2 separate regions of the Homo sapiens genome follow, and region 2 is linked to region 1. The links are chromatin loops, found by intact Hi-C in ENCODE. Cell type or tissue: PC-3. All regions are shown on one strand. Links, peaks and the distances in the headings refer to the core of each region. The heading gives the core; the rest is flanking DNA.

Region 1 (11,366 bases), core at 3,155-8,154:
ATAAAATAATACAGCACTCTTGGCACTTCATATGCTGTGTGTATTTTAGTCTTCACGGCAACCCTGTGAAGTAAGTGGTTGGTCGTGCTCTTACAGCTTTGCAAACAGCCTTAAAAAGTTTCCATACATTTTCTGAGTTCACATAGCATGTGAGCTGTGGAGCTGGGATGGGAAACAAGGTCTGTGTTATTCTGCAACCCATGGTACTCCCATTACGTATCAATAACTCATAGGTCAGGTACTAAAATATTCATAATCATGAGTTTATGCAGTAAATATCCGTTGAGTGGCTGTCATGTGGTAGGCCTTGTGCAGATTCTGGGGTTGTGATATGAGTGAGACAGCCTTAGGGTATATGCACGAGTGGGGCAGGGATACTGAGACGTTACAGGAACTTACACTTGAGGCACAAGGGCTAAACTGAGAGATGTGAACCCCAAGAGAGCATGTGGAAGGGGCGCTTGATCTAGGATTGAGGGGGTTCAGGCAAAACTTACCAGAAGCCAAAAAGCTGGAAGGCAATGGCCCCAGCCAGGTAGAGGGGATTTGGATGAGGGAAAACATTTTAATCCACGAGTACAGCAGAAGCAAAGGAGGTGAGAAAATGTGTTTCCATGAGGGACAGGCCAGAGCACTCAGTGGTGGTCAGCTCTGGAAGGGCTTTGCAATCCCAGTTGGAGGAGTTTTGACTTTCTCACAGACTGAAGGAAGGCACTGGTGGGTTCTGAGCTGGGAATGAGGTGTCCAGGTCAGCATTTGAGAAGCTGGCCCTGGCTACCTTGTGGAGCAGGGAATAGTAATGGTGGCACCGAGGCAAAGGCCCCCTTTGCAGTCACTGGGAGTGGAATTGGAAGTGGACTTTGGTGATGTTCAGCAGGTGGATGCACAGTCCTTGGGGATTTATGGGATGTGAGGGGTAAGGTTCCAGAGAGGGGCCAAGGATGGCTCATGGGTGTCTGGTGGGACATGTGCCTTTCACCCAGAAGAGGCTGCGAGGAGGGAGACCAGGGCAAGGGAGCTTCAAACATACTGCAGCGTGGGGAGCTACTGGTTATACATGTCCAATAGGCAGCTGGAGCTGGAGGAAGAGATTTGAGAGCCATCAGCATACAGATATTAACTAAAATCACAGGAGAGGAAAGACCGTGTGGTATGAGAAGAGAACCTAAGAAGATCCCCAAGGTCAAAGACTCACCAAGGGTGGACAGAGAAAAGGGAGCCTGCACAGGAGTAGAGTGAACGGGCAGAGGCGGGAGAGCAACGGGAAGCCCAGGAAGGAGAGTTCAATGAGGAACACTCCTCAGCCCAGTGAAATGTTGCAGAGAAAGCCAAATAGACAAGGGCTGCAAGGGTGAGTGACATCCTCGCCTCCCCACGCCCCCATGCATTGTCTTGAAGGAGGTGATGCTTTGGCATGATTTGTCTGAGAAATTCTACCAGGTCTTACTTCATTTTGTCAGAGGGACCTGTCTAAAGGATACTTTAGCAGGCTAAAGTTTCAAGTCTCCAGATACTTTCTCATAATCATCAAACATACTCTACTCTAAAATAGCCTAAGGACTTTTAAATAATAAACTTATTGTTATCGCAGAATGTAGCATTTTTAGGTTGAAAGTAATTTTAGAGATCAACTTATTTAGCCCCTTAATATTACTGTCAGTCATTGATTTATTCTATAAATGGTTATTAAACTCTAGTATCATCCAGGTATATAGATTAATAGTTTTACTATAGTGATCTTTTTAAGAAAGCATAAGAGTGCAGCATTTTGTGGTAATGAAAATGGCATAATATGTGAATTAATAGAAATAGAGAAAATTCAGTCCATGTTAATTTTTTTCTCTCTCTGGAAAGATGGAAACACATATAAATGCAGATTGACCCATCCTCCACAAAGTTTTGAGTATCACAAACTCCCTGGCCTTGATGTTTTATTAAATTCTTCCCTGGGGTCTTGTCCCACTTCGCTCTCTGGTGGTGTCGAGGCTTCTGGACAAGGGGAAAGGGTGGAGCAGAGGCCGCTACAATGCCCCAGGCTCACCAGCTTGTCCAAGTGCGTGGACACTGTGTTCTGTAGCCCCAGGTAACTTTTCAAGTCCCCAAAACCCCAGCTAAGCAGCGTGAAGAAGTAGAATAGCTGGGGGAATGGCGCAGCTTGCTGTTTTTTGGTGCTGGTTATGACCAAACCTTAGAAAAAGCATCTGGTGCCCCGAAGTGCTGGATGCTCTCCCTCTTGCTCCCCTCTGCAGGCACAGCCCCCCAGGCACTCCCGCACTCCTTCCCCCATGTTGGTGTTGGTTCCTCCGAGCTGGTCATCCTGTCTTCATTTACTGTTTATCTGCATGTGGCTTCCTCATCGTTATGTGATTTCCTTGGGGAGGGGCTGGCTCCATTCCAGGCTTACTGAAGAGTAACAACACTGGGCTTAGCCCTGTCTCAAAACCTTAACCTGACTGGGTCACATCCCAGAGATGTCCCCCGCTGCCCTGAGGTCAAAGAATGCAAGGCCTGCTTTATCTCTGCCAGCTGCCTTTCCTGTGCTGGTCCCCACGAGGTTTTCTTGACTTTTCCTCTAATTTACCAGCTTACTACTCTGTATCTTTTGAGGAACTTTGATGCCCTCCCTTCCCCCCTACAGGCACACCTTGCTTTACCACACTTGGCAGACAGTGCATTTTTTTTTTTGTTTTTTTTTACAAATTGTAGGTTTATGGCCATTTTCCCAATGGCATGTGCTTGCTTTATGTCTCTGTGTCACATTTTGGTAATTCTTGCAATATTTTAAATTTCATTGTTATTGTATCTGTCATTGTGATCTGTGATCGGTCATCTTTGACTTTACTATTGTAATTGGTGGTGCCATGAACTGCACCCATATAAGACGGTGAACTTAATCAATAAATGTTTTATGTGTTGACTGCTCTATCAACAGGTCCTTCCTCTGTCTCTCTTCCTCTCCCTGAGCCTGCCTATTCCTGGAGACATGGCAGTGTTGAAATTAGGCCAATTAATAACCTTATGATGACCTGTAAGTGTTCAAGTGAAAGGAAGAGTAACACGTCTCTCACTTTCAATCAAAAGCTAGCAAGGATTAAGCTTAGTGAGGAAGGCATGTTGAAAGCCAACACAGGCTGAAAACTCGGCTTCTTGCACCAAACAGTTAGCCAAGTTGTGAATGCAAGGAAAAAGTTCTTGAGGGAAATTAAAAGTGTTACTCCAGTGAACACATGAATGATAAGAAAGCAGAACAGCTTTATTGCTGATAGGGAGAAAGTCTGAGTGTTCTGGATGGAAGACCAACACAGCCATAACATTCCCGTAAGCCAAAGCCTGATCCAGAGCAAGGCCCCAAGTCTCTTCAATTCTATGAAGGCTGGGTGAGGTGAGGAAGCTGCAGAAGAAAAGTTGAAAGCTAGCAGAAGTTGGGTTCATGAAGTTTAGGAAACTAAGCCATCTCCGTAAGGTGAAAGTGCAAAGTGAGGCAGCAAGTGCTGATGGAGAAGCTGCAACAATTTATCCAGAAGATCTAGCTTGGATGACTATAAGCATTTTTACAAAGTATTTTTTAGCAATAAAATATTTTAAAATTAAGATATATACTTTTTAAAGACATGTTATTGCACACTTTATAGACTACAGTATAGTGTAAATATAACTTTATGTGCACTGGGAAATCAAAAAATTAGTGTGACTTGCTTTATTGTGATATTTGCTATTGCAATGGTCTGGAACCAGACCAGCAGTATCTCTGAGTTATGCATCTAGATTACTCCCTGATCCATGGTGCTAGCTGAACAATCAGCAGGGTTCGTAAACCGATGCTGCAGTCAATAAAGGTTATTAACAGCATATTGGATGTTGTGATGAGATTAGAAGAAAGCATTTGAAACATGGCCTACTACATAGTGAGTACAATTAAATGTTTCTAATTAAAAATTTTAGAGAGGCGCCAAGTTCTTAAGTTCCTACTCAGTTCATCAGCAAGCATGTATTGATTTGCTTGTGGTTGTCATCCTTATCATTATTTTAATATTTGCTAACCTATGGGTAAACTCTCAGGTCATTTTTGTTCAGGAGACTTGTCAGTTTTATGATTTCTCATAATGAATTCCCTTAAGTGATATTTATATTTTATTTTGCTCCTCGTGGCTTAGTTTTCCAGTATTTCTTATTCTATATCAGTGTCTGTCAGAGAAAAATGGGATTGAAGATGTATTTTGAGTTAAGAAGTGATAAAAACAGAAGCGGGAGGCAGCTCCAAGTGAAGGTGGTTGCTGTGATGGAATTTGGTGATCAGAGTCCAAGTGAGGTACATCTTTTAAATTATGCGCATGGCCGGGTGTGGTTGGCTCACACCTGTAATCCTAACACTTTGGGAGGCCCAAGCAGGCGGATCACCTGAGGTCAGGAGTTCAAGAGCAGCCTGCCCAACTTGGTGAAACCCTGTCTCTACTAAAAATATTTTAAAAATTAGCCTGGCATGGTGGTGGGCACCTGTAATCCCAGCTACTTGGGAGGCTGAGGCGGGAGAATTGCTTGAACCTGAGAAGTGGAGGTTGCAGTGAGCAGAGATCACGCCACTTGCACTCCAGCCTGGGCAACAGAGCAAACTCTGTCTCAAAAAAAAAAAAAAAAATTATGGGCATTTTAGATTTTCCATCTGTAAAGAAAGGAGGAGGAACAATGTGGCATCTCAGGTCCCTACCAATTCTAAAAGTCAGTTATTCTAGTTCTAGAGTACAGGCAAAACTATGGATGGCTTTTTGTTCCTACAATTTTTATGAACATTTTCACTGGCTTTAATATCCATGTCCAAAGTAACAGGGAAGGTAGGACTTTTCACCAATACTCAACTGATCTGCTGCTTCTCTTCTTTTCCAGTGTTTTCCACTTTTCAAAAATTTTTATCATGGACTAGTAGTGCAAGAAAAGGGGCCAGAGTATAGTGTCCGGATTCACTGTTCATAAATGGCATTACAAAAAAAACCCAAGTAGATCCTTTGAATTGTATATTTCATGTCAAGTGGCCCTCTCTCTATTCGCCTGGCAATTAAGAGTTGGTTACATGAAATTAATCTGGTAGTAATACAATCTTCAGTTCACAAAATAATTTTCTTTGCCTTTGAGTAGCAATGCAGCCTGCCTACCGCAAGAGGGCAGTGTAGGTGATTGCATGGAGATGGCTTCTGCAAAAAGAAATGACGTTTATGACACTAGTTTCCAGCTTAGAGAGCATTTTCACATGCACATATGATGGTCTCAGCAGTTCTCTGTGATGGGTGAAGCATGCATAATCGCTCCCATTTTATAGATGGAGAAACTAATGCTAGAAAGGCTTAAAGATAATTTGCATAGAGTTGCACAGCTGATAAATGCCATGCAGTGCTTGAATCCAAGTCTCTTGCCACTATACCATCCTGCCCGTAAGTGGTACATTATCATCATACGAGTGACTTCCTAATGTACAGTTGAGAGGCTGTACAAACCTAGGAAACATCTGTTCTATGGGAAAAATTCTCAATTTTTTTCATCTAACACAGCATCTTGTGAAAACTTTCAAGACTTATGTTTTCTTCTGTTCCATAAAGATGGGAAAGGCCAGGAATTATTTGTCTCATAAGTGCCACCATGCACAGCCATCATTGCAGTCTCAGTTATTTTGAGCTAGATTACATAGTGGGTCTTAAATAGTAGATGGGGAGGAGAAAGAGGTCAAAGTGAAGGAGAAATCAGGACCCGGATGTACATAATCCAAATTACCACTTCCTCAGTTTCCATGGTGAACGTGGAAATTCCCCATGGACTCCCAGAGCTCCAGCTCTTTAAGTAGTTTCAAAGGAGAGAGCAGAATACAGTAAAGGCAGAAGCAAGGCTAAATCAGAACCAAAACAAAGCACCCTGTTTTTGTACACCCAGATGAAGATTTTTCTAAGCTCCCAAATTCTAAGACCTAACACTGGGTGGCCTGCAAGCAGTCAGACAAGTGGTCACTTTGCTGGAGGACTTATATACCAAATTTATTCTACTGGGATTTTGCCACTTTTTTTTGTAGTTAAGGTGGTTCTATCAGGTAATTAATTTTAAGTGCTTTTATTTATTTGTTGTAGAAAAAAAAAAGGCTCCAGTAGCCTTTTTTTGTGGTTATACCAGTTACCTGATGATTCATGAATTCAGATCTAAAACCAGAGTCGGTATAATCAATACGTGAAAAATAGGTGCTGCCTAATTGCCTTTCTAAATCAGTAAAATAATTAAAGCCTTTATAGTCTGGCGGATTAATGTATTGCACATCTGTATGGTCGGCTTAATAGGGAAAATGCTTGAGAAAGATAAAATCACAAGACCAAAAGCAACTAATAGCTGAAAAAAATTTCTATGTAGTTGATTAATTGTCCTCCTCTTTTTTTCTTAAGAGACTAAACATTGAGTAAATCCTCCCAGTTTGTATAGTTCCGATTTAGTCAGCATTCCCATTGTAAAGTGCCGGTGTTATAATTTTTCATTCATCATTTTCTTAGATTCCAATGTAAGTGTCGTTGTTGTGTTTAGTGAAAGAATACAAATATTTATTTTAACATTCTTTAAACAGATTCTTAGTGGAGGGTAGAGCTTTCTAATGCTCTGCAGCTGGGTTTCGGGCTTTAAAATTGGTTGTCGTCTACACACTAAGATCTCTGCAAGTACTCAGCCGCAGAGAGCAAAATCCCACTTGACAAGCAGTCTCTAGATATGGATTTATGCAATAGGATGTCATGTTTACTTTGGACCTGCTATGATCTACCTGGAAAAATTTCCCTATTATACATTTATTAAAAAATTCTAAATATATATTTGCACAATGTTTTCTTATGGAAACATCTGTAAGGAATTATTAACTTACTCATTTCCACACGGGATTTTTTTTTTTTTTTTTTTTTGAGAGAGAGAAAGACAGCAATTGTGTAAGCAAACCGGAGAAAAACTATGAACATAATACATTTAGCATTCACTCTGAATTCCACTTGGATTTTCTTTCGTTCTCATGTTGGTGCAGATAGATAACATAATTGTTATCCTAACCGGAATTCAGAATTCGCATCTCATTCTGATTTCCTTAAACATTTTTAGAATTTCATCAGTCTTTTTTAGCAAAGCCAGTCATGGGAGGAGTTGAGTATTGACCTTTTTTCTTCTTTTTCTTTCTGGTTAGCCTGCATTGAACCTTTGGCCTTACCCCAAGTGTATGGGTGGTATATGTTTTTAAATTGATATATCAATGTTGAATTTTTATTGTCACAGTTTCTGTTCATGCTCCCTTCAAACCTTTCATTTATTTGTTTCTGAACCTTGGATATCTCATAAAAATGTCACCATTGTGGTTGAACATTAAGCACCTTCCCATTTTGCTCTGGGCCGTTGAAATAAATTTGGACCAGGTGCTCTGCTCATAATGGAGCCCCTTGAAGTGCTCTGATAATGAGCCGGGAGCGGAAGCTGTCAGCCTTCAGCTGGCTTGAAGAATGCAATTAGAGCAGTTTTAATACTGCAGAGGGACCCCATCCAATCAAGGCCATTTGAGTTAAACCAAGTCTAGAATCCTAAACATGCACTTTTAAGCTTGTCAGCTTTGTCTCTGCACTGAGAATGGGGAGAAGGCATTCTTGTACAATGGATTCATTTTATGTCCAAAAGAAAAAAAATGCTCTGAATACCTGTAGAAGTTCTCTATCTCTTGTCTCTCCCATTATGATGTCATTATGACCATATTTATGATCTGATGTCACTGTGGTCAAGATAACCAGTGTCAAATTAAGTTTCAAATGAATCAAGGACTTAGCAAGCCCATTTCTAGAATTCCACCCTAAAAATAGTGCACAGCCTTTTTTTTTAATAGCAAAAAATGGGATTCACCTAAATATCCATTAATATGGGGAGTGCTTAAGTAAAGTATATTCACTATAGGAAACACTATGCAGCCATTAAAAAGAATAATACTGTCTGTTTTATGTTGTTAAGTAAAGTAAGTCACTTATAGAACAGTTTATAGAGCATGATGTGGTTTTTGGGGAAAACCAACCAATTACAATATACATTTATAGGTAGACAGAGAAGGTTTGGAAGAAAGTATACTAAATTGTTTATGGTAAAAATCAGGAAAAGTGGAGATGGAGGGAGGTAAAGTTTTTTTACTCTCTGTATGTGTGTATTTTAAAATTATTTTCTCATATTTACTTAATACATACTTTTTATATTCTAGGGATAGTTTAGCTCACTATCAGGTAAATGCCCTGTTGTAAGTAAATAAATGAGCTTCTGTGGTCCAGGAGGAGTGGGGAGAAGCTTCTGGTATTAAGGGATGCTGGGGCATAGTAATGATGAGAGGGGTTATCACTGAGGGAGAACTTTACATTCTTCATTTTGGAAAATGCTGCCAACAGCCCTGTGGGGTAGATGCTGTTACACTTACTTTATACCCGAGGATGCACAGGTTTGGAGAGATGTGTTGATTTGCCGGGTCATAAATTTGCAGTGAGTGTAGTAAGGCTTTGAACCCAGGTCAGCTTGGCTCTAGCGACATGCCCATAACCTCTTCCCTTTTGCCTGCTTGGTTTCTGAGGACAGTTCTTTAAAAGTGGATTTGATTTCCTGGGACGTGTGTCCTTTACCTCTTCATTTCTTTCAAGAAAATGAGGACACAATTCAGGAGTAGTTGTTATTGTCGTTAATGGTTGACATTTTTTATAAATGCTTAGACTAGTCATTAAGAAGTCTCATTCTGTGCTCATGGGATTCACAGTGGATTCTCCAGTGAGTGGAAGTCTTTGTCCTAAAATGAGGCAGTGTATAATAATGTCAGTTAATTTCATTTGAAATACAGTTTAAAAATAAACAATTTCACACATCAGACAAGCCAGGGTTGTCTTCATTAATGAGAAATATTATGCAAAATTTAAAGATCAGAATAATTATAAAAGTATTTTTATAAACTCCTTTATAAACTTACTCCTGCTAAGTAGCAGCTTACTCAAATAGCTCATTTCTTCTAACATATTTATTAAGCCACAAATCTTTTTTGATTTCATAAAAATAAGCTTATTTCATCAACAAAAACTAGGACTCTGTATGTATGTGTGTATGTACACATAAGTACATACATATGTGTATTTCTGTTTCTGATTTTTAAAAGCTCTCCACAATGTTTTGTTTGTTTCCCATATCTTCTTTAGCTTGGATTTCTGCTTCATATGGGATACTGCTTTCCTGTTGGCTTTTTAAGGTGTTGTGCATAATATTAAAATCTCATTTCAGGTTTCCTCTCTATTCCATGACTCAAACTTTGGAATTATTCCTATGAAAGAAATAATTACTAAATTTAGCCACAAGTTAGCCTCTTCCAGTGACCTCAACAAACATTTCATGGCCCTTCTTCTGACATTGTGACACTGACTTTTTTAACTTATTTGGGGCAAATTAATTACTTAGGACAAATAATGTAAACATCCTTGCCCAGAGGCCTGGAAAAGTAGGAACACATAGGTAGACATGAGGCACTTAGAAAATGTTGCAATGACCCTGTACAGTACTGTTAGCTAATTTTATAATAAAGCATAAGAAAGCAATAGAATACGTTGAAGGGAAAAAGCCTCACCTCTGATTTTTTTTTTTTTAACTAAGTAAACTTTTTTTTCAAGCATCTACTCTTAAATAATTGAATTTACTTGGCATTTAGGTTCTTTTTTCTTATGCAATTTCTTTCTAATTACGATTATTTTATTTTATGTTTTGCTTCTTATCAACCCCTTTGACCATGTAATCATGAGACTATCACTGGACCTTCTTTCCCTTTGTTGCAAAGAAAATTCACACATCCAGGGACTTCTGCATGTAGGTGAGTTTCTTTGAAAATGGCCACAACAGAGTGGTTTTTCCTCCTGGGGTTGCCAGCCAGCACTGCCCCGGGCAGGGGCAATAATGCATATGTGACGTAAATAAGCACGTTCCCTGTGATGAGACGTGAGGGCTCCTTATTCTTCCAAAGAGACTGTGCCTCAGTGGTTCTAAGTGTACCTTGTGAAATTGTCTCCCGGGAGAATACTTTAGGCCAAATTATTAAGAGACAGCCTAACAAACTACTTTGATTTAAAGTGAAAATAAAGCAAAATGCAAAGATTCGGGTCCAGAGAGTCAGGATGGGAGTCATGTGGTCCTGGCTTTGATTTTCAGTCCTTGGGTGCGCCCTTGCCTGAGAGAAAGGGAGGGGAGGCAGCCTGAAGTGATCACACTCCAGGGCAAATCTGAGGACTGACCTTCCCTCTCAGTATAAAAGAGCCCTACAAACAACAGCATGGATGGGTGTGTGGGCTTCATGGGAAGCCCAGAGACCAGGTCTCCAGCCACGCTCCGGCACAACGAGCTCTGCTAACTCAAGTACCCTGTAACCTATCTAGATATTAGTTGCTTATTTTAAAACATAGGGGATTGGAGAGGGTCATCTCCAACTCGGATGAAGGAAATTTAGAAGACGATAGTGTTGTGTTTTGTGGGAAAGGAAGATTGTGGGTCACACATTGCCCACTGCTAACACCTACCGATAGTGCTATTTTAAAAAGTCATGTATTTTCATACTGAGGCAAGGCTGGAGTTTCCTTTTCTGAGCTTTGGGAGGAGGGGAACAAGGTGAGAGAGGTTGTCTTTGTACTTTTCTTAAATACATAATTTTTTTTGGTTATTCACATAATGTCATCACCATTTTGGTTTTTAAAAAATATGTATCCAGAGGAAAATCTGAAAGGTGTATGCAAGTTTATATAAACTATTTTCTAAAAATTAAAAATACATGCACATGACTTGAAAAATTTAAATGATACAAAGAAAGGTAAACTCATCCTTCCCTGATCCTCCAACCCCATCCCAACTTTTGAAACAACTGTTAAGTGTTTATATCTTTCCTTCTAAAACGTTAATTATACATGTTTGGGTGGGGTGGTGGTGGAAGGGAGCTGAATTATGGATGGTTTCTGTTTTTTCTTTAGTTTATCTTTTCTAATTTTTATAATTACTTCTAGTCTTTTTAAGTTTTATCCAAGAATTTGTATGTCTGGAGATACTTATCTCAAAAGTGAAGCAATGCCAATTTACATTACAAGACCTGACTTTGGGAATTGTTATATGCTATTTAAGCATAGAGTTGCATATAGCCATATCCATAAGTAAATATGGTAACAATTATTTGAAGTGAACTTTATTCTTCAGCCTGAACAGATTATATTCTATAGTAGGCTTATGCCGTTTTGTTAATTGCATTAATTATTTATTACATGCTGCCATTTCGCACAGTTCAGTGGGTTGTGGGAAGTTGATTATAGAAGTTTGTTTCAAGTCAGTTT
Region 2 (11,366 bases), core at 2,601-7,600, 150 kb after region 1:
TATGTCCACTGCACTCACAAAGAAACTCACTAATCCAGTTGAAGCATGTTGGTATAGACACGTATGAGGAAGAGAGTTGGCCAGTCTGGATTCCACTGGCAGCTGTAGTAGGCATGTTGTGGAAGACCATGCTAGATGAAACTGTTAAAATAAGTGGTGGTGGTACTTCTGGTCACCAGAGAAAGCATGTCCTCTTGGCAAGCATGTATTTTTTCACACTTAGTTTTTCTTCCAGGCTCAGCCTGACTTCTCATTCTTTGTGTCATCTCTCTTTTCCCTAAAGTATTCCCTAAAGTAAAGGGGAAGAAAAAAATCTTTTCTTGTTCTTTAACAACATTTTTAGGAAAAAGAAATGAAGAATGATGGTTGTTGCTTTAACAATAGCGTTTCTACTTGCAGCTGTTCTTGTTTCGAACTTCCCAGGGAGGTGGCATGGAAAGCGGAACCAGGGCTGGGACTAGGGCAAGGCGCACGAGGTACTGGGAGTGAGCACCCTCTTCACTGGGGCACTCCAAGTACCTCACTCCTCACCCTAGTCCTGGCCCTGCATGGAACTTTGGGCGACCCAGCTCCTGGTCCCACTTCTGCTGCTGTGTGACCTCACCAACTTGTCATTGTTTCCCCCTTCAAAATTGGGTAGAAGAGATTTGCAAACTACAGGATCACAGAGGCTGTGCTTGGTTTATTTTTGTATGTAAACAATACCTTCTATTTTGCTGGGGGCTAGCAATTGAGAACTATTCAACTGAATGTAACAGCTTTGTAGATATAATTCACATACCATACATTTCACATATTTAAGTATATAATTCATTGGTTTTAGTATATTCACAGCACTGTGCAGCCATCAATACAACCTAGTTTTAGAATATTTTTGTCATCTCTCAAACCACGTACACATTAGTTGTCACTGCCCATTTCCCCACTTTCCCAGCTCCTGGAAACCACTAATCTACTTTACACCTTTATAGATTTGCCTATTCTGGATTTCATACACGTGGAATCATATGTGACCTAAAGTGTCTGGCTGCTTTCATTTAGCACGACATTTTCAGGGTTCATCCATGTTATCACATATGTCAGTACTTTGTTTTTATTGCCAAAGAATGTTCTTGTGTATGAATATGGCATATTTTGTTTATTAATTTCTCACTCGAGGTACAGTTGCATTTTGAGGATCCGCCAACTATTTTCCAAAGCAGCTGCACCGTTTAACATTCCCACCAACAATAGGTGACGATTCCAATTTCTCCACATCCTCACCAACACTTATTATTGTCTGTTTGATTATAACCATTCCAGCAGGTGTGAAGTGGAATCTCGTTGCGATTTTGATTTGCATTTCTCAAATGACTAATAATGTTGAGCATCTTTTCAAATGCTTATTGGCATTTGTATATCTTCTTTGGAGAAATAACTATTCAAATCCTTTGCCATTATTTAATTGGATTATTTATGTTTTTATTGTTGAGTTGTAAGAGTTCTTTTTATATTCTGGATACAAGTTCATTATCAGATATAAAATTTGCAAATATGTTCTCCTATTCTGTGGGTTGTCTTCACTTACTTGACGATATCATTTGCAACACTAAAGTTTTAGTTTTAACGAAGTCTAATTATCTAGTTTTTTCTTTTGTCACTTGTGCTTTTGGTGTCATATCTAAAGAACCATTGCCTAACCCAAAGTAAGGAGGATTTATTCCTGTGTTTTCTTCTAAGAGTTTTATATATAGTTTTAGCTCTTACATTTACATTTAGGTCTGTGATTGTCTTGGTGTATGAGTTCATTCAACTGAATTTTGAACCTTGCAAAATGATCCTTTCTGTAAATTGGATTGATTTCCGCCCCCCACCCGATGGGATATGGAGCCAAATATAAGTGCTCCAGAGGCTACCGCCAAGGTGTACCATCTGTCAAACTGCATTTATCATAACAATCTGGTACACTGTAATATATATGTTTTATATATAATATATATGGGGTGTGTGTGTGTGTGTGTGTATGTATGGTAAAATGAAAAATCCTCACTGGTTTTCAACCTTCATTTAGTTTTTATTGCTATTGAAATGCCCTTTAGGTGGTGCTATTGCATTTTCTCTCTTTTTCTTCCTTTTGGCTTTAAAAATCAGAGGGTTTACATCTTGCTTTGGTAAACCACGTAATTTACTAGAGAAAAGCCTTTCACCAAAGTAGAAAACTAAAATAACTGCATTTAGATCACATTTACCTGATATGGCTTCTTCAGTTGAAATTCTTGAAGACATTATCCAATGAGTATCCTTCTCCAACTGGGTTATTTTGAATGTGCACCCTGACTAACAAATGAGCATACTGGCTTCTGAGAACTGGTTGCTCAACTGTAAGATCTCCATGTGGAATTAATGATCATTTCCAGCTCATACTCTTTCAATTTCCATGCGGCTAATGAAAAAGTAAAACTTTCAAGTGGTTGACTTCCTAAATGGAAGTGCATTCTTTATGTTGGCTGTTTGCAAAATGCCTCTTCTGTTAAGAAACCTGTGTACAGTTTTTACATCTCATTTCCTGGATTATCTTTCCTGTGCCAACTCACAGTGTGGGACATTAGGAAATGGTATGCCTTTTTTTTAACCACTTAAAAAATTCCCAGGAAGGTTTTTTTCCACTCCAACCGCCTTCCCATTATGTTCTGCAGTCTGCCAAGCTTGCCAGAACTCAGCAGGTAGCCCACATGGTATGCATGTCTGTGTGAGAAAGCTCCCCTGATGTGGACAAGATGTTAGTTGTAAAATGAAGCCAACATCTTGTCCACAAGTGTGCAAAAATACAGTATATCCACAAGCAACAAGGCCTTAAAGAATATTTAGCCAAATATGGCTTACTAAAATTACTCTGTTGTTGTAAATGTGATTCAAAGATCAAAACTGCTAAATCTAGAGAAGAAAATCTATAGCCAAACAACCTGTTTTGTTGGCACCTTTTCAAAAACACAAAACATAGTAATATTTATGTGTGTTTTTTGTAATAAACTGGAGAGTCCCAAAGGAGGGCCTAGGAAGGATTTTACTGTAGACTATTTCCTACTGCAGAAGCAGCTCTGCTCATTTTCTAGACCTTATATTTCAGTCAGTTCTTACCCTCTCCATGCTTGGAGTATTATTTTGGGAAAATCTCTGCTTAGCAGTTATTGGTCAGCTAGTGATTGTTTGCTATTTTTGAATTCTCCATCTGTATTCAAAATGCTCATATCACATCATATATCCATTTAGAATATAGATTGAATGTTGTCTTTATTAAACCCTCTACCCCTAATTTCAGAGCATTATTTTAAAAATGTTTAATCATCTTTGTCCTGCTTTTACCAGGGACATCTATACATCACTGAGCCCATTTTCCTCCGTTGGAAAATTGAATTAATAATACCCATTCCACAGAGCTGTTTATAATGTCCATCCCAGTAACATTTGTAAAGCATCTCCTGGCCTGCCTTTATGCTCAGGGAATGACAGCCATCGTTACCAGATCTTGTATATCATCTTTACACATGTCTGGTGCAGCCCTTTCGTATTTATACGCAATATCAAAAACATCCTAAAGAAGCATAAAAAAATTATAAGTATGAAAAAGTATGTAAGCCTTAAGGCTAGAAGAAAAGAATCATTGTTTTTCAGTAGCCTATCCAGTCACCACACACGTAAATAGTTCTAAATCTCTTCAGCTTATAGGTTTGCAGGAGTGTGAGTGAGGAGTCTGTTGAATATCATCACCAAGTTCATTTTCACATCTTGAAAGACTTTGTTTTTTGTCTTCAGTCTCGGTTTACTTCTAGCTGTCGTTATTTAAATAAAAGATTAGTTTGAAGTAAATGGATATACATTAAAATGGTTTGGGATAAACAATGTGTAACTAAAACCTTCATTTAAAATCTTTCTTTTTAAAAGTCTGTATTTCATGTTGCGAATCATAAATTTATTTATTGTTTCCAGCTGATTGAGAGCACAAGATGCACCCTCTCTTCCACCTGCACCTAGATTATGGATGACTGTGTCTGTGGCTTTACATACCAACAGTCCTCATAAAGTATTACATTATGATGTGGGAGCACCTATCAAACACCAATATTTTTCTCAACTGTGACAGGCTATAGAGCCAAGATTATGCTACTTCAAACAGCATTCTCATTATACATGGATTTACACACAACACATGCCTCCTTTCATCCCCAGTTGGACTTGAGAACAGTTGGGGGAAATGTCTTAGGTAACTTACTGCGTTAGTCCTATCCAACTCCAGATGACCTTCCCAAACCTTGGGTTTCTCTTTCTTTCCTTTCTCACTCTCCATACACATAAAACTCTTCTCTGTTTTTACCCGCTTTTCCTTTGGCTTATTTCTCCAGTCCCCCAAACCTTGTTTTTAAAAAAATTAAAATAGCCCACGCTATTAGTTTATCAAACGAGTTCCTGCTCAGGACTGAGCCCATGATGAACCAGGGAGAATTCTTTCCAAATACATTCAAGAAGTCACCCAAACCTGATTTTTTTAATTTTTTTATTTTTTATTTATTTATTTTTTCGAGACAGGGTCTCACTTTGTCACTTAGGCTGGAGTGCAGTGGTGCGATCTTGGCTCACTGCAACCTCTACCTCCCAGGTTCAAGCAGTTCTCCCAGGTTCAAGCAATTCTCCCAGGTTCCAGCACGTCTCCCAGGTTCAAGCAATTCTCCCCGGTTCAAGCAGTTCTCCCAGGTTCAAGCAATTCTCCTGCCTCAGCCTCCCGAGTAGCTGGGATTACAGGTGTGCACCAACACGCCCAGCTAATTTTTTTGTATTTTTAGTAGAGACGGGGTTTCACCATATTGGCCAGGCTGGTCTCAAACTCCTGACCCTCAGGTGATCTGCCTGCCTCAGCCTCCCAAAGTGCTGGGATTACAGGCATGAGCCACCACGCCCAGCCTCCAAACCTGATTTTTGCCATCATGTGCAAACACACACATTGCTGTGCCAAGGTATCCCAAATTCCCACATGCAGAGTTTATTCTTGTAATGTAATAGTCCTGTGTTTTTTGTTTTGTTATGTTTTGTTTTTTTAGGATACAGCTTTTAAAGACTGGTTTTGTAATTCAACAGTTAGGTTCCTCCACACCAGCAACTGGCAAACTATGACTTGTGAGCCAAATCTGGCCCTCCACCTGTTTTTGTAAATAAAGTTTTATTGAAACACAGACATATTCATTTATGTATGAATTGTCTATGGTTGCTTTCACACTGTCATAAGAGTGAAGTCATTGCAGCAGAAATACTCTGGCCCACAAAGCCTAAAATATTTCCTGTCTGACCCTTTACAGAAAGTTTGCTAACCCATGCTCTACATGTAATCTCATTGTAGATGGCCTTCTGGAAGGCAAAGATGTAATTACTGCACTGAGAAATTCTCCTTTGCCACAAATTTACAGAAAGGACTTGGCCAAGTCATTTAATCTACTTAGATTTAGTTTCACATTCAGTAAAGATGTGATTTTTAACACTGGCTTTTTTTCTGAGAGCAAAGTGATGGGAAAACTTCAATTACTGGTCATATAATACCACTGTCCTGCTGATGGCTGTGTTATATTTAGCATATTGTTTTGTCAACTTATCTCTTCCTTTTTTTTTTAAAAAAAATGGCTGTCTATAGGATAAAATTATTTGGAATATTTGGGCTATAGTGGTAAGATATAAATATAGTTTCTTAAAAGAATGCAAAATTTAGATTATATGAACATTTTCTTAGTGGTAGAGCAAAAACCTACAATTTTGAGTTTTTATGAAAGTGTCTAAAAATAACTGAACAGTTTTTTCATGAAGAAAAGTTTAGTCTTTCCTTTTTAAAAAATATATCACAAAACCAATAAAACTATCAAAAAGTGAACATACTTGTGTTGTATTGCCTTTTCGTATGCTGTAAATGTGCCTGTTTTCATTAACCTCAGTGTGACCACTTGAAATGTGTTCTTCTTGGGAGAAAAGGACAAGGTTGGAATGTTCCAGAGATACTGTCAGGGAAAACAGTGGTCAGGTTTGCAATAACATTTTCTCATCTTGTTCTTCGTAGCCATTTTCTTTATATTTTCATGTAAGATACATTTTAGTATTGTAATAACTGTGTTCTGATCAAAAAGTAATATATGTTCATTATAGAAAATGCAGAAAATTGGCCGGGCACGGTGGCTCATGCCTGTAATCCCAGTACTTTGGGAGGCCAAGGCGGGCGGATCATGAGGTCAGGAGATTGAGACCATCCTGGCTAACACAGTGAAACCCTGTCTCTACTAAAAATACAAAAAATTAGCCGAGCGTGGTGGCAGGTGCCTGTAATCCCAGCTACTCGGGGGGCTGAGGCAGGAGAATGGTGTGAACCCGGGAGGCAGAGCTTGCAGTGAGCCGAGATCGCACCACTGGACTCCAGCCTGGGCGACAGAGCAAGACTCCGTCTCAAAAAGAAAGAAAGAAAGAGAGAGAGAGAGAGAGGGAGGGAGGGAGAGAGGGGGAGAGAGAGAGAGAGAGAGAGAGAATGCAGAAAATATGGAGGAAGGGATAGAGAAGGAAATAAATTCTCCCAAAATTTTGCTCCCCAGAGATAACCACTGTTGATATTTTGGGGTATATCTTTCTAGGCTTTTTTCCCACATATATTACATGCATTTTTAAAAATTGCTATTATACTGTCTTAGGAATAATAATACTGCCATTTATTATTTGGCTTCACTCTGCGCTTTGCAACAGCTTAATCACTTAATCCTGACAGCATCCCTCATGTACAGATGGGATAAACCTCATTTTACCCATGAGAAATTTCACCCAAGAGGTTAAGTCTTTTGCCCAAAGTCACACAGCTCATGCCTAAACTCACATTCTTAGGTACTGTATGTACTCTTCTACCTACAAACTTCTGCTTACAGTCAATAAGCTAAAGTGCTTGTAACTGGCAAACTAAGTAACTTCTTTGTGGTTAAGGTACTATTTAGTAAAAGTGGTTCTTATACCCTGTAGTGAAGGTTTTCATTGAAGATTCCAGGCTGACCCTCACTTCATTCTGTGAGCCTGGATCTCCTCCACAGGTCTGCTGGACACACTCCCTGGCCTGCTGGCCACCAGATCTTTCAGGGTGGCCGCCACTTCTGCTCCCTCCCCCTGCTGGCCACAGCACCCGATATGCTGTGGGCATGCCACAGGCCACGGGGCAATGCTGCCTGCCCACTGGAGCCACCCTACCCTAAATCACAGGGAAATATTTTAACCACTAAATAAATCAGAAACCAGAATATAGCAGCTCCTCTAAAGGAGCTGGCTCCTAGAAGACTGCTTTATTTATTAGTTTTGAAGAGGAGTCCAGAGGGATAAGTTGCTTAGAATACTTTCAGTTGCAAGAAAACTGAGTTGCCAGTTTAAATCAAATCTTGAACGTGCCCCTCTTGCCCAGGTTAGATTTTGAGCCTGTAGGTGAGCATCGTCCATGCCCTTCCTGTCACCAACTGCCATGTCCTCTGTTTTTAACTTTTAAGTCCAGGGGTACATATTTTCATATGTACATATGCAGATTTGCTACATAGGTAAAGTGTCATGGGGGTTTGTTGTACAAATTGTTTCATCGTCCAGGTACTAAGCCTAACATCCATTAATTATTTTTCCTGATCCTCTCCCTCCTTCCACCCTCCGCCCTCTGACAGGCCCCAGTGTGTGTTATTCCCCTGTATGTGTCCATGTGTTCTCATCATTTAGCTCCCACTTATGAGTGAGAACACGCAGTATTTGGTTTTATGTTCATGCGTTACTTTGCTGAAGATAATGGCCTCCAGCTCCATCCATGTGCTTGCTCTGTTAGAAGGCTGTAACTCAAAAATGTTTAAGAAGGGTACTTGCACAATACCTAAGATGGGCACTAGCAAAGAACAAAACAAAGAATTAGTGTCCTTTAGAGCATACTATATCAGAACTTAACAAAAGCAAGCTTTTAAGAATTGTGTTTTCTTCTTTGTTAGAAGGCAAATCTAAGATTGACTGCGACATCCCAGTCGTAAAAGGCCTTGCCTGCAATTGGCTTTCCATTGGGAAACCCAATAAAAATTTGTTAATGCAATGTGATTCAAAATTACTATGAAAGTTAAGAATAATAAAGCTGAACCTAAATAAAGTGCTATTAAATGTGTTTATATCTGTATTAGGCTTAAGCTGCACTGGCAATGAAAAGTTTCTACTTTTCATTGTTCAACAGTTTCAAATGTACCAGAAAATGCTGGCCAAAGACTATTGCCTAACTGAAACCAGATAGGCCCAGACTTCCAAAAGCTATGAGAAGAAAATAAATCCCTCTGTTCAAAATAATCTGAGCATTTTAAGTATAGCCATCACATACCATTTGGCACAATTTAGTACAAGTCTCTGTTGCTTTTCAGTAAATATATAATTAAATAAATACAAATGAACTATTCAAATAAAACACAAACATGTTGACGTAAAGTTATATGACCTCATGTTGCATGTGGGCCTTGTAGATTCAATTATTATTTCATTTTATCAAGTACATGTAAAATGAGACGTTTTCATCATAGGGTTCCTGAAAATTGATTTGGGGAAGAAATTCTTGCCTCTAGAATTTGCTCTGACCTTCTTGTAGGATACTAATTAGCATTTGGGGTGATTTAAAGGGTGCTGAGAACTCCTTACCCAAACAGCATTACCATATCTACCATTATGAATTATTTTTTTGGTAACTTCTCTTCATAGTTCTTTTTTATATTTTTATATTGCAATATAAAAAACATCTCTTGTGAGATGTTATTCAAATGAGAAATATAGCTTGATGATTCTATGAGGCCCTTGCCCACAAAGGCTTATAGTTTACTTTAAAAAGCAGAGGGAGGCATTAAAATCTCACTACTTGTTAAATACTATATACCAGACACAACTATAAGTACTTTATAGTTATTATATGATTTAATGCATACAACAACACTATAAGGAAGATACTATTATCCTCATTTTACAGATGAAGATACTAAGGCACAGAGATGTTGAGAAACTTGTCCATTGTCACAGAGAGTAGATGATCAAGCTGGGATTCAAATCACAGCAGAAAGGTTTCGCAGCCCATCCTCTTAATGTTCCTAAGTGACCTTCCCAATAGTGAGAGTTTATTTGTTCATTTCTTTAGTAAATATTATAAATAGAAGTGCAGGGAAGAAATTGGGATGGGGGCTCCACAGGGGACTCCCAGCTGAGCACGAGAGTGCTGGAGCCACTGCCTCTGGGAATCCTGGGAAACTCTGAAGGGGGAGACAGAGCAGCTCCTGGATCTCCTGTGCATCCTCGGCTACTCAGTTACTCCCTTCTCCCTGTTCCTCAACTTCTAGAAGATAACAGAATCAGTTTGCAGAAAAAATTCACCCCATTCTTTTGCCCCTGGCAACACCATGAAGATGGAAGGGAGGAGTATGTCTGTCCATACAAATGAAGAACTCCCGGGGAGATGTTCTGTCCCCTGAGAATCTACAGTGATGTGGTCTAATCCCCTAAAGAAGAGGGCCAGGCTGCTGTTGTCATGATATCAATGCTGTCAATACATACCTGCTTCTAGAAACCTTACCTCTTTGTTGCCTCCTGCCACTACATTTGGACTCTGCCATACCTCCAATCCCCAACATGGAAGGAACTGGGAAGAGCCCCAGCCTGAGAGGATTCTTGAACTCCTCGTTCAAAAGAAGTGCTGTCTGTCAGCCATTCAGTGCCTCCATTCCTCAGTGTCCTTGTCTGTAAAATGAGTCTTGTAGTATTCTTTTTGTCTACATCACTGACTTTGTTGTGAGATTCACACAACATTTGTATTGACAAATATTTGTGGAGTGTGTTCATACGTTGAAGGCAATGAATGAGAGATGACAAAATAGGCTAGAGTGCTGATATGGTGACTTTTTCCAATTAGTAGAGCACCTGTATGTTCTTAGAAGAAAGTCTGATGTCTTCTTGACATGCACAAATTACCCAAGAACCCAGTGGTTTGCTCAGAGTCAAAAAGGTCAGTCTTACTTTATAGATGTTAAGGAAAAAGTGCGAGCCAGGACCTGAATGGCTCTTTTTCACCATCTCCCTTGTACAGTGTTGCTGTTGAAGGTATGTCCTGCCAGTTCCAAGGATTAGCTGCTATTTGGGGGGTTTGCAGGTCCATTTATGGCTCACACCATGGTAGATCCTTATGTGGGCCTCTCTTCACAGCTTTGTTTCATAATTGTACTCTCAGCCAAGATTTCCCCAAACCCAAGTACTGTGTCCAGGAAGATGGTTACAAAGGAGTTTCTAACTCATCATATACTCTTCCCAAACCAGCCTTCCTCTCCATCTTGAGCCTGTCCTTAAGATGTCCTGTCTGTCTTGAGCCTGTCCACACTCTGCCTGCCCTAATGATAACATCACTCCCCTTTGGGGACTCCCTTATCATTCATGCAGAGTGGTTCACTTCCTTCCAAGTATTCAGCTCTGCATACCACAGGGGACTCTCCAGGCTAGCCATGGTGAGGTTTCTAAGGTTTTTAGTACACCTTTCTTTGTAACTACGGAGGTATCATTCAAGTGGCTTCCCAGAAGAAATGTGATCTGCATCCAGGTGACCTCAATAGATTCCTAGTTGTAGGAGGGGCTGCCATGATTTTTAAGAACTCCTCCGATGGGTGTTTTGCTTACTCTGCAAAAGACACATAATACACAACATCCAAATGAATATTGGCCTTGGGCTGGGCACATGGCTCATGCCTGTAATTCCAGCACTTTGGGAGGCTGAGGCGAGAGGATCCCTTGACGCTGGGAGTTCGAGACCAGGCTGGGCAACATAGCAAGAGCCTGTATCTAGAAAAAAATTAAAAATAAAATGAGTGAGGCACGGTGACCCATGCCTGTAGTCCCAGCTACTTGTGAGGACGAGGTGGGAGAATCACTTGAGCCCAAGAGTTAGAGGCTGCAATGAGCTATGACTGCCACTGCACTCCAGTCTGGGCAACAGGACGAGACCCTGTCTCTAGAGAAATAAAATAAATGAATGTTGTCTTTTTAAAAAGTACCACACTGGGGGATGTTTACCTGACCTGTTTCAATGACTCTACCATTGCTCAAAATATGTTTTCAGCTGCTTTTTTGGCATGGCCTTCAAAGATAATTTCAAATCTCATGAAAGGCTGAGATTCTATTTAGCTTCACCTTATTTGTTTTGGGTAAGTTTTTGCTGTGTGGTTTTTACTTTAAGGGGTTCTGGGAGCTGAATTACCTACATTATTCTCCAAACTTGACTACAAATGGCCTTTGGCTCCTCAGTGATAGTTACCACCCTTAGTGATCTTCCATAGAAGTCCAGGTATTTT

The links. Hi-C counts contacts between places; a loop is a spot of excess contacts. Peaks named below come from ENCODE experiments on the same cell type or tissue, not always from the same donor. Only the 100,000 strongest peaks of a DNase experiment are listed, where the experiment ranks them.
Region 2: a loop joins it to region 1, with 12 times the contacts of the local background. A loop is called at or near these places in 5 of 110 quality-filtered maps.

What each region holds. Positions count from the first base shown.
Region 1 is chr7:28,072,261-28,083,626 of GRCh38, reverse strand. The region is part of intron 1 of JAZF1 (JAZF zinc finger 1); the gene reads left to right. Among named protein-coding and RNA genes, the nearest start is that of JAZF1-AS1, 100 kb to the left of the region's middle. RefSeq lists an enhancer at 5,475-8,343. In PC-3, for the core only: a CTCF peak has its summit at 5,140 (motif pointing right); a DNase peak (open chromatin) is centred at 5,156.
Region 2 is chr7:27,925,103-27,936,468 of GRCh38, reverse strand. The region is part of intron 2 of JAZF1 (JAZF zinc finger 1); the gene reads left to right. Among named protein-coding and RNA genes, the nearest start is that of TAX1BP1-AS1, 190 kb to the right of the region's middle. In PC-3, for the core only: a CTCF peak has its summit at 7,117 (motif pointing left); no DNase peak of the experiment used is centred there.